2 separate regions of the Homo sapiens genome follow, and region 1 is linked to region 2. The links are chromatin contacts, found by Hi-C in ENCODE. All regions are on one chromosome and are shown on one strand. Each heading gives the region's core, a stretch centred on a gene start or an enhancer-like site at or near the end of the contact. The rest is flanking DNA. Distances are from core to core; before and after follow the strand shown. Region 1 overlaps CCDC13 (coiled-coil domain containing 13). Region 2 overlaps TRAK1 (trafficking kinesin protein 1).

The links. Hi-C counts contacts between places; a loop is a spot of excess contacts on that map. Pooled maps may share reads with other maps.
Region 1: a loop to region 2 is called in a map of K562, with 4 times the contacts of the local background. The contact joins two enhancer-like sites. A Hi-C loop is called at or near these places in 5 of 168 maps with a recorded cell type or tissue (CD4-positive, alpha-beta T cell, CD8-positive, alpha-beta T cell, K562 and 2 more) and 18 of 50 pooled maps.

Annotation. Positions count from the first base shown.
Region 1 is chr3:42,759,044-42,765,115 of GRCh38, forward strand. The region is part of intron 1 of CCDC13 (coiled-coil domain containing 13); the gene reads right to left. Among named protein-coding and RNA genes, the nearest start is that of CCDC13-AS2, 8.5 kb to the right of the region's middle. Within about 2 kb of position 3,453, at least 3 of the 41 ENCODE cell types and tissues checked have a DNase peak (open chromatin) inside an H3K27ac peak, as active enhancers do.
Region 2 is chr3:42,224,806-42,231,015 of GRCh38, forward strand. TRAK1 (trafficking kinesin protein 1) reads left to right here. Exons shown (of 16, transcript NM_001042646.3): 16 at 1-1,085. Among named protein-coding and RNA genes, the nearest start is that of CCK, 38 kb to the right of the region's middle. Within about 2 kb of position 4,669, at least 2 of the 41 ENCODE cell types and tissues checked have a DNase peak (open chromatin) inside an H3K27ac peak, as active enhancers do.

The sequences.
Region 1 (6,072 bases), core at 2,203-4,702, 530 kb after region 2:
GTGCAGTGGCTCATGCCTTGCAATCACAGCACTTTGGGAGGCCAAGGTGAGTAGACTGCTTGAGACCAGGAGTTTGAGACCAGCCTGTATAACATGGCAAAACCCCATCTCTACAAAAAATTGGTTGTGGTGGTGCATGCCTGTAGTCCCAGCTACTTAGGAGGCTGAGGTGGCAAGATCGCTTGAGCCCAGGAAGTGGAGGCTGCAGTGAGCCATGATTGTGCCACTATATTCCATTGTGAGTAACAGTGAGACCCTGTCTCCAAAAAAAAAAAAAACACAAATTTTATGTGTACAAATGAGTTTTGACAAATATATTCACTTGTGTAAACCACCTCCACCATCGTGAAAGAACATTTTCATCACCCCAAAATCCTCCTTTGTGCCCTTTTGCAGTCAATTTCCAGCCAATCCCAATCCCAATCCCAGGCAAACTCTGGTCTGCTTTTGTTCACTACAGTTTTGCCTTTTCTGGAATTTCATATAACTAGAATCATACAGTCGTTAGCCTTTTGTGTCTGGCTTCTTTTTTGCTCAGCACTACCTTTTTGAGATTCATCAATGTCATTGCACACATTATAAGCTCATTCGTTTTTATTACTGAGTAATATTACCTTGTTTAAATAAACAAGAATTTGATTATACATTCACTTGTTATTGGACATCTGAGCTGTTTCCAGTTTTGGCTATTATGAATAAAGCCGTTATGAACATTCATGTATAAGAAGGTATTTGTGTGAATGTATGTTTTTATTTCTCTTGGGTAAATACATAGAAGTGAAAATTCTGGCTTATATGGTAATTTATGTTTAACTTCATAAGAAACTGCTAAACTGTTTGCCAGAGTGGTTGTACCATTTTACATTCTTACTAGCAATGGGAGTCCCAGTTGCGCCATCCTCGTCAGCATTTAGGCTAGTCAGTCTAAATTTTAGACTTTCTCATTAGTATGTAAAATGGTATCTCAGCCGGGCATGGTGGCTCATCCCTGTAATCCCATCCCTCTAGGAGGCCGAGGTGGGTGGATAAACTGAGGTCAGGAATTCGAGACTAGCCTGACCAACATGATGAAACCCCATCTCTACTAAAAATACAAAATTAGCCAGGCGTGGTGACATGTGCCTGTAATCCCTGCTACTCGGGAGGTTGAGTCAGGAGAATTGCTTGAACCCAGGAGGCAGAGGTTGCAGTGAGCTGAGATCATGCCATTGCACTCCAGCCTGGGCAACAAGAGCAAAATTCTTGTCTCTAAATAAATAAATAAATAAATAAATAAATAAATAAATAAATAGGCAGGGCACAGTGGCTCATGCCTGTAATCCCAACACTTTGGGAGGCTGAGGTGGGTGGATCACCGGAGTTCAGAAGTTTGAGACAAGTCTGGCCAAAATGGAGAAACCCCATCTCTACTAAAAATACAAAAATTAGCTGGGTGTGGTGACACAGGCCTGTAATCCCAGTTACTCAGGAGGCTAAGGCAGGAGAATCACTTGAACCTGGGAGGCAGAGGTTGCAGTGAGTCAAGATTGAGCCATTGCACTCCAGCCTGGGCGAGGTTGCAGTGAGCCAAGATTGCGCCATGGCACTCCAGCCTGGGCGAGGTTGCAGTGAGCCAAGATTGCGCCATGGCACTCCAGCCTGGCCGAGGTTGCAGTGAGCCAAGATTGCGCCATTGCATTCCAACCTGGGTGACAGAGCAAGACTCTGTCTCAAAATAAATAAATAAATAAAATATAAATAAATTAATTAATTAAAATAAAATAAAAATAAAATGGTATCTCAATGTGTTTTTAATTTGTATTTCTCTGTTGACTAGTTATGTTGAGCATCTTTTCATGTGCTTGTTGACCATGTGTATATCTTCTTTTGTGATGTGTCTATTCACATTTTTTGCCCATTTTTAAATTGTATTAGACAATACAATTTACAGTCACAATACAATCACTCACTGTTACTGAATGATCAGTTTCTTGTACATTCTTGATACTTTGTCTGTTTGAACTTCACATAAATGAAATAATAGAGCACAGACACTGGAATTATTAAATGCTCCCCTCACGATTTTAAAGTGTAGCCAGTGGTAAGCATCCCTGCCTTAAACCAACCTCAAGCCACATCATCTACCTATCATCCAATTAATCATAAATCTTGTTTATTTTCCATAAATGTCCTAAAATCTGCCCCCATGTCTCCATTCCCACTGATACCAGGCTCATAACCACCTTGGGGTATCTGCACTTGCTGTTACCTCTCCAGGAATGTCCTTCCCCCAGACATCTACCTTACCTACTTCCTCTCAAATGTCACCTTATCACAGAGGTCTCCTCATATCCTATTGTAGAAGGCATCCCTGCCCTCGCTCCCCATGCCCTTGCCCTGTTTTGTCTTCCTCCATGGCACTGAGAGTCATCTGACACATTATATTTTGATTTGTTTACTTGTTGACTGCCTCTCTCCCTCCCCACCAGCTTCACAATGGCAGGCACTGTGTTGTTCATTGCTGTATCCTCAGTGCCTGTAGCAGGGCCTGGTATATGGCAGGCATGGAATGAATACTTGCTGAACAAATGAATAACATTTGCTGAGGGACAAGTTTCTCTAAACCACAGCTCTGAGCCTGACAGACTCCTGTGCAAAAAGCTTCAGCAGATGCCCCTTAGCCACAAAGCCAAGTCCAATGGCATTAAGCGCTTTGGATTTGGCCTCTGTGTCCTTCTAGCCTGTTTTCCCTTTCATAATGCTAACTTCTAGCTAGTTGTGTTGACTTGCTCCTCTGTTCCTATACCTCCTTCTCCCCCCAAGGCTTAAATCTTGCTGGTCCTCCTACACCCAGCATGAATACCATGGTCCTTTTCTGACCCGCCAGGAGGAATACTCTACCTACCCAAACAGCTTCAACTGCTCTATCTGTACCTTCTTAATATACTTATCTCCATCTCACACACAGGGGTGGTCCCAGAGCCTGTACCCAGTTACTCTTAAACTTGCTTCAATACCAAATCCCCAGGATACAATCTAAAAATGCTGATAACCAGGCCCACCCCTAGAGAATCTGATTTAAATTAGTCTGGAGTGGAGACCAAGCATGGGATGGTTTAACTGCTGCCCAGCTGGTTTTAATGTGCTGTGGGCTGAGCCCAGGGTTTGGCAAAGGTCAAACAAAAGCAGAAGCTGGTGTTATGTTGAAATTCCTTACCAGGCAGCTCTGCCCAGTAAGAGGAACTATAAAGAATTAACTCTGAAAACCTGTATTGTGCACACCCGCACATTCCAAAAAACATGTTTGGCCTTTGACCCGCTCCTAAGAGAGAATCTCTGAGCCCTTGGACCATCCTTCCTGATGAGAGTGTTTTTCTTCACCTGGGGACCTTGGGCCATTCCAGTCCATGTTAATTAACAATGTGATTCATTGCCAGGTGCAGGGTAGGCTGGAGGGGGCTGGAGATCGAGTGACTAAGGTCAACTGTACCTACGTAACCATCTCCTAATAAAAACCCTGGACACCAAGACTCAGGGGAGCTTCCCTGGCTGGCAGTACTCCATGTAAGTTGCCACGAATTGTTTCTGGGAGAAGTAAGTACTGTCAACATGACTCCACTGGGAGAAGACAACTGGAAGCTTGCACCTGGTGTCTCCTGGACTCTGCCCTATGTGTCTCTTTGCTGATTTTGACCCGTATTCTTTCATTGTAATAAACAATACATGTGAGTATAATAGCTGGCCCAAAGGCTATATCCTTTGTTAAAAGATAAACGTTAGGCCAGGCATGATGGCTCACACCTGTAATCCCAGCACTTTGGAAGGCCAAGGTGGAAGCACAGCTTGAGCCCAGGAGGTTGAGACTACAATGAGCTGTGATCGCGCCACTGCACTCTAACCTGGGTGACAGTCAGACCCTGTCTCCAAAATAAAAAAAGAAAAACTTTAAACAAATCAAATTTAACAGAATTCAACTGAGCAAAGAATGATTCACAAATCTAGCAGCCCCCAGAACCAGAACAGATTCAGAGTGACTCCAGGGCTGCCACCTAGTCGAAAAAGATTTATGAACAGAAAAAGGAAAGTGATGAACAGAAAGCACAAGTGAGGTACAGAAACAGCTAGACTGATTACAGCTGGCTGTTTGCCTTTTTTGAATACAATTTGAATAGCTGGCTGCCTGTGATTGGCTGAAACTCTGTGACTGGTACAAGAGTAGATTGCAGTCTGTTTAAATTCCTAGTCAGGTTACAGTTTACTACGTACAGAGAAACCTTTAGGCTGAACTTAGAATATATAAGAAGGCAGCTTTAGGCTACAGTTAGTTTAACACATCCCACAGACATTTTTGTTTGGCTCTTACAGAACACTATGTTAGGATTTGAATTTGTTGCCAACATTCAAAGAATTGTAGTTTCAATATCAGATTTCCAGTGTCAACAAAAACAGTCAAACTCTGTAAAATATTTGAAGAGATGTACTTTTTTTTTTTTTTTTTTTTAGATGAAGTCTCGCTCTGTCACCCAGGCTGGAGCGCAGTGGCACAATCTTGGCTCACTGCAACCTCTGCCTCCTGGGCTCAAGCAATTCTCCTGCCTCAGCCTTCTGAGTTGCTGGGACTACAGGCATGCACCACCACACCCAGATAATTTTTGTATGTTTTTGTAGAGACATGGTTTCACCATGTTGGCCAGGCTGGTCTTGAACTCCTGATCTCAAGTGATCCACCCACCTCAGCCTCCCAAAGTGCTGGGATCACAGGTGTGAGCCACTGCACCCAGTCTGAAGAGATTTATTCTGAGCCAAATGTGAGTGATCATGGCCTGTGACACAGCCCTCAGGAGATCCTGAGACCACGTGCCCAAGGTGGTCAGGGCACAGCTTGGTTTTATACATTTCAGGCAGACCTGAGACATCAATCAAATACATTTAAGATATATACCGATTTGGTCCAGAAAAGCAGGACAACTCCAAGGTTGGGAGGGGGGAGCTTCCAGGTGATAAGTAGATTTAAAATTTTTCTGATTGGTAATTGGTTAAAAGAGTTACTATAAATAGAAAGGAATATCTGGGTTAGAATAAAAGAGATAAAAGTTTTGATCATGCAAATGAAGCCTCCAGGTAGCAGGCTTCAGAGAGAATAGATTGTAAATGTTTCTTATCAGACTTAAGGTCTGTGTTGATGTTAAATGTTGGTCAACTTTTCCTGAATTCCAAAAGGGAGGAGGGTATAATGAGGCGTGTCCAACCCTTGCTTCCCATCAAGGCCTGAACTGGTCTTTCAGGTTAACTTTGGAGTGCCCTGGCTGAGAAGGAAGTCCATTCAGATGGATGGGGGGCCTCTGAATTTTATGTTTAGTTTACACCAGCTTCTTTTATAAAAGTTTACAGATCTGGCAATGCTGGGCCCATCGTCCCACACGGACAGCAGCTGCTATGCAGAGAGTTCCTTTGGTGCATAATAGGTTCTTTCCATTAAACCACTGTCCCTGCCACCTCCAGATGCTGCAGCTGGCACATCAGCTGCCCATTATCACTGCACATAAATGTTGTTCTTTCTCTTAAACCTGCTGGATTCACTTTTATTTCCCATCAGCCACAGCAGATGTTTTGGGTTTGTGGCTCCTGCTGTGGATTAAGCCCAGTGGCATCTCAGAGGCTGGCTTCAGCCACTCCTCTACCTGGGAGGCCTTCCTCCCAGGCCTCCCCATCCCAGCCCTTTACCTTCCCACTAACTCCCAGTTAGCCTCTAGGATTCCCCTCAGGGCACTCTGTGGACTCCCAGAATCCCTAGGGCACCCCTTGATCACTAAACTTAACCTCAGTGTATTATAATTATCTATTATTTTATTTACATTACTTCCCTTTACAAAGAGACCTCTTAAGGGCAGGGGTCCTAATACCTTATTCATTTGCTAAATCTCAACATCTTGCCCAGAACAGGCCTTCAACTGTCATTTGTAGAATTGTCACTGAATGAATGAACACAGTAACTTGTAAAGCTTTTCTCCTTTTCTACTCCCAATTTGCACTTGAAGTCACTGAGGAACTGGTACTCATTGAATGTACACTGTGCCCCAGGCAAATTACTTA
Region 2 (6,210 bases), core at 3,419-5,918:
GCTCCAGCGCTTTTTCTGAAACCCGAGGCTGGCCAGGGTGCTGTCACCATGCGGTCTTTGATTGCAGCCATTCAATGCCCACATGCTTTTCCTTCTTGTTTCAGAACAGCACATGGTCACAACAAGATATTTTCTTTCCCTCCAAAGCCTTTTGTCTCCTTGTGCCTCTTTTTATCCTTAGGAAAAGATCCAGGTGCTTGTGAAAAGAATCATGAATGCAACAAGGGAGGCTGGTCCTGTTGCTGTCGCCGATTAAGTTTTAAACTTTTATTTATTATTTATGTCTGCCGTATTTTAAATAAACATTCTCGTTCCTTCCAGTTTCAGTCATAGTGTGTCTGTGGCATTCCAGTCCAACCATGTGACTTATTTATTCTAATTTGAGGGCTGCACTGTACACCATGGTGTCCTGTGACACCGTGTTCCAGACATTTATGGAAGGAAAACATCCCATATAAATGAAACTGTCATGCTGTGTCCTCCCCGGCAGCAGAAGATGTGTCCTTCCATTGAGTGAGGGTAACCTTATGTCCACCAAGGATACTTTGAGAAAGCCCCTAAGGAACAAGCCTCAGTCCCACGGTTTCAGACTATTTATTCTCTGAACACAAGAGTATTGGTTAATTATGTTCTCAGCTCTCCCTGCTGTTGTATGTGTGCATTCACTGCAAGTAACTTATATCTTTTTATTTGAATGTATTTTAAAGCAGTAGATAGAATAACAAAGGAATATGAAAACCATGGACTGAATGGACCATTTTATGTATTCAGAGAGAGAAGCCACTCATCATTGCCAGAAATACCATGTAAAAATTGGCAGTTCAGAGGTTGCAATACTTAGTATAGTAAATAAATAAACGGTCAACATTGTGCAACCACTACCAAAAAGTGTGTTGTAATGCATCAAAAATCAACACAATTTTATTCACTAATGAGTATCAATAAAATAAGTTCAAATGATGGAAACCACACTGGTATTCTGATTTGTATTTTGTTTTTATCTTTTCATCAAGGAGACGATCTCTTTATGTAAGACTTGAAAGTGTTTAGCTCTTTGCAAAATTAAATGAAAGGCATATACTTCACATACTGTTACATGCCTTCTTTCTTTCAACATGATATCATACCTTAGACAACTTTCCAGTCAGACTCTGAAGATGTCCCTCACTTTTCAGGGCTGTGTACTATTCCACTGTGTGCATACACCTGCTGTGAATTATACATACCTTTATGAACCATCCCTTACAGATGGTCACTGGGATAATTCTTTTTTTTTTTTTTTTTGTGGAGACAGGATCTCACTCCATTGCCCAGGCTGCAGTACAGTGGCACGAACATGGCTTACTGCAGCCTTGACCTCCTGGGCTCAAGTAATCCTCCTGCCTCAGCCTCCCAAGTAGCTGGGATCACAGGTGTGTGCCACCATGCACAGCTAATTTTTATTTTGTATTCTTTGTAGAGGTGGGGGTCTCACCGTGTTGCTCATGCTCTTCTTGAAGTCCTGGGCTCAAGCAATCCTCCTGCCTCAGCCTCCCAAAGCACCGAGATTACAGGTGTGAGCCACTGTGCCTGGTGTCACTGGGTTAATTCTAATCTTTTGCTATCACGGTACTGTAATGAAAAAACCTTACATATATGCAATTGTCCACATATGTGAGTACATCTGTGAAATAAATTCCTGGATGGTTATTGCCAAATTGCCTTCCATAGAGTTAAGAGACAACCAAGGACAGTGGAGGTCCACCAGATGGAGAATTGTGAGAAGAACAAAAGAAAAAAATAAATATTCTGCCACCTCAATATTTGAAAGCAGTGAGATTATGCAAATAAACACTGTGGTAGGATGTGGCATCATGGATTTTAAGTCAGGTGCTAACCATTTGGCAGTGGTGTGACCTTGGGCAAGCCACTTACCCTCTTTAGGTCCTCCATTTTTTTTTTTTTTAAACCTGTGACATGAAAACAGTAATGCACCTTAGAGTTAATTAGTTGAGTCAATGTATTTTGAGCACCTACCATGTGCCAGGCATTTAAGTACTGGGGACGAATAAGTGAGCCAGTTTCTGCTGTCACGGAGTGTACAATCTAGAGAGAACAACACCAAGTGTAGAATAACAAGGGCTGTGCAGAGAATTAAAACAGGGTGGTGTGAAGGAGTGGGTGGCTGCTTTGGATTGGACAGTAAGAGAAAGCCACTCCAGGGAGGGGTACTTGAGTGAAGCATGTGAGATCTGGCACAAGAGCATTTCCGCAGAGAGAGCAGCTGGTGTAAAGGCCCGGAGGCAGAAAAGCACTTTGGTGCGTTCGAAGAACTAAGAGAAGGCCTGTGTGGTAGTGGGCTGGTAGGATCGAGGGAGCGTGGTGGTAGCAGAAATTATGGTGCTCACCAAATGATTCATCAGATCCCCATTTCCCAGCCATTGCAGTCGAGCAGGTCACATGATTAGTGGCTGGCCAATGGGCAATAAGCAGAGAAAAACCCGTGCATGACTCTGTGCTCCTCTCTTCCTGTGTGTTAAACCCTCAGGTCACGTATTGAAGTGCTGGAGTCTCCACCATCCTGAGTCTCCAAGTATGTGGACCAGAGCTTCCTGCCAACCTATTTGACATGTAACCTGATGGAGAAATAAACTTTGTTGTTAAGCCAGTAAGATTTTTTGATAGTGCCTTAGAATCCCAGGTATAGGGCCCAGGTATCTGTGTTTTAACAAGCCCTCAAGGTGATTCTGGTGTGCACCATAGTTTGAGACCCACTGCACTAGACCAGGTGGAGTTTGGGTGGGAGTTCTGCTGTGGGACGCAAATTCCCCTTTCCAGTCTCTCCTTGTCTCAGGGGCTCTAAGAAGGTCAGATAGCCGCAGCCCATCTTAATTGAAAGGAAGAGAGAGAGAGTGGGTGGGCAGGGAAAGCTTTGAGGTAAGGTGACCCTGTATCTGGGTTTCCAGGATTTGCCAAGTGGGGAAGGCATTCCAAGCAGAGGAAGGATGGAAAGGGGATCCTAGAATGCATTCCTCTATGCCCTTCCTTACAGTAGAAGGAAGGTGAATGACAAATACAGAAGGGACAATAGAATTAGAAAAACTACCATTTCACTGGGTGTAGTGGCTCATGCCAGTAATCCCAGCACTTTGGGAGGCCGAGACGGGCGGATCACCTGAGGTTGGGAGTTCAAGACCAGCCTGACCAACATGGAGAAACCCCGTCTCTACTAAAAATACAAAATTAGCCGGGCACGGTGGCGCATGCCTGTAATCCCAGCTACACGGGAAGCTAAGGCAGGAGAATCGCTTGAACCCGGGAGGCCGAGGTTGCGGTGGGCCGAGATCGTGCCATTGCACTCCAGAACAAGAGCGAAACTCCGTTTCAAAAAAAAAGAACAACCACCGTTTTGAAACCATAATACTAACTAATTCAGACAACAATGGATATTGAAACCATTGGGTAAAAATTCGTTAGGCAGCAGAATATTTACACCCATTGTATCTTCCCACAGAATGCTTATTACTTACAAAGGGGGGACAATATCTTTGCAGTGGATAACTCTGTGGTACGCCACTTTAAACAAGTCGTAAAATTTAACATTACCCAAAATGGGACAAACTGCTATAAGACATCACCTGTTATGAGATGTACTGGGAGAGACACACATCATGCTGTGCTGTTCCTGCCACAAATGCAAAACCTGAACCATGTGGTTGACATTTTGAGGGACATTTATTATTTTGTAAAACAATGTACCTATCCCTTTAAAAATTGTCAGTTTCATGACAAAGACTAAGGAACTGTTCCAGATTAAAGGAGAATAAAGAGACAAGGCAACGAATGCAGTTCATGATCTGAATGGGATACTGGAGTGGGAAAAAATGCTATAAAAGACAGTGTTGGGACAACCAGAAATTTGAATATATAGCATGTATTTTTAAAATTGTATCAATATAAAATTTACTGAGATTGATAATTGCACTGTGTATATGTAAGGGCATGTCCTATTTCCTAGGAGCTAAAGGATTAAGATAAAGGGGCTTGGTGTCTGCAAGTCACTTTGAAGTGTTTTCGGAAAAAGTAAAGAATAAACTTAAATAATAAAAAGGTGTGGGAGCAAAAAGAGTTCATCTCAAAAGATGGGAAGCCCTCTAATGCCCTCTACTGATAGATGTTTTGTAAACCCTAGAAGGCATTCTTCTGTCTCATGTGTGACGGGAGGATGTTCAAGGTGGTTTGGTGCATCGTCCCTGTTCTATGCCGAATTTCTTCATGTGTATCCCAAGCCCTTCTCCCAGCCCAGGAAGTTCAAAAGAGGACGTCATGGCCTAAGGGAGAAGTTGTCAAAGAGGCATTTGGTGAGACCAGAAAACAAAGATAATAAAATTCCTGGTTTTCAAACATGAAAGGAAGGAAGGACAAAGCTGAGTACATGTTTTGGTGTGAGACCAAAAGATTTAGAAGGAAACTTGTGGAGCCAGTTTTTCTCTCTCTCTCTTTAAAAAAATATATATATATATATATATTTAAAAATTTTTAAATCATCAAGTTGGTGAAACAGTTTCTCTTTTTACTGCTTACTCCTCCTGTGCTACTCCTGCTTGCCAAACACAAAGGACAAGGACTTCATGCAGATTCTCCAGGCCGTGGGAGTTGGAAGGGATGCCAGCGTTCAACCGGTGTGGGAGCCTTTGTCCTTTCCCCATCTGTGGGCCACATCCAAGGTTATAGGAGAAGCCCCTGATGAGTTTGGGGCTCCAAGGACAGATGAGCTCATTTGGCAGGGGTCCTGGGGAAGTAAGGATGTTCCAGAGCCCCTCCCCAGCAACTCACCCCATCACAGGGCAGGGACCACATGGGGCAGTGAGGAAGTAGAAGTGCCAGCAGATACGTCTCAGTGGAGAAGTCCCAGGAGATCCTGAAGTACCTGGCCCCAGACAGATGTGGGAATCATTCCACACACTGCCTGGGAGCAGAGAGGCAGGTATGTCCTGAAGAGCCTTGCCAACAGGACAAAGGAAGTGGACACCAGCCTCCCCCGCAGCTCTGGCCAGTGCCAGCACCCAGAACCTAGATGCCACCTGGGGAGAAGTTGGTGGAGGAAGAAAGTCATGCTGAATTACCTGAGTCAATTGAGAGCTTATAATAGGGATTAAGTCGAGATTTAGAAAAAAATGAAATTTTTTGTGCATCTGAGCTCACGGCTCAAAAACATCATATCCTAAAAGGAATTCTTTTTCTGTAGCCAGCAGAGGGCACTTGGAGACAGCAAAAGACCTGAAGAAACCGCCCTAATCCAATCACAAGATCAGATGGGTTTGCTTTTCCCTGGAAAGTAGTTCAGGGCGGGCAACTCTGCCTCCTGGAACCCCCAACATCCTCACTGTAAACAGAGTGCTTGTTTCTGGGGTGCAAGTTGAGAGGAAATGGCCAGGAAGAAGGCCTGGCCCCTCACATTCCAGAGCCCCTCCTTGGGACCAGGAGTCTGACGTCCCTTCTGGAGCTTCAGTGGATTCTCGGGGCTGCTGTGGTTGGCGGAGGGCGGGGGGGTGGTGGAGGGGGGAAAGGCGGGTGGGTAGGGGTGCCATGCCAGATCCCCAAGGACTCCTTAGGTGGAGGAGTCTTCCCTCCTGAGCCTGGGTTCCTCCGTCCCACTCTTCGTCTCAAGATGTCCTGAGTCCTCCCTCAGTGTGACTCAGTTCCATGCTGCTCTGGGAATCCAGAGAGGAACCGACACAGTCCCAGCCCTTGAAAGGGGCTCCGTCTGCGCAGGCAGCAGAAGTGGTCATGATGACAGTGGAGGGAGTCCCTCTGCTTGGGGTCTCAGAAGCCACTTGAAGAAGGCATGAGCATGGTCTCAGTTCTCCAGGGGAACTGGAGGGAGGCATTCCAGAACAAGAGGACAGCGTGTGCACAGGCTTGGGGTGCAAGTGAAGAAATTAATCATAGAATGAGGAGGAGGCCACCTTGCCTATCATCCTGCTGCACCAGGAAGTAGAAAGACATTTTTAAAAAGTTTACAAAACGTATTCTGTATTAGAGTGCTTCCCACCTTATGAAATCAACCCGCTCCTTTCTAATGCATCTTCTTTTTAGAAAATGTTTTCTTTGCTTTTTTTTTCTGAAAACATCCGAAAGTAAGAGCCTTTCCTCCGTACTACTTTAGCCTGTAGTTCCTAAGTTCTATAAAGCCACAGCACGATGACTGAATCCAGGGTTAAAGGAAAT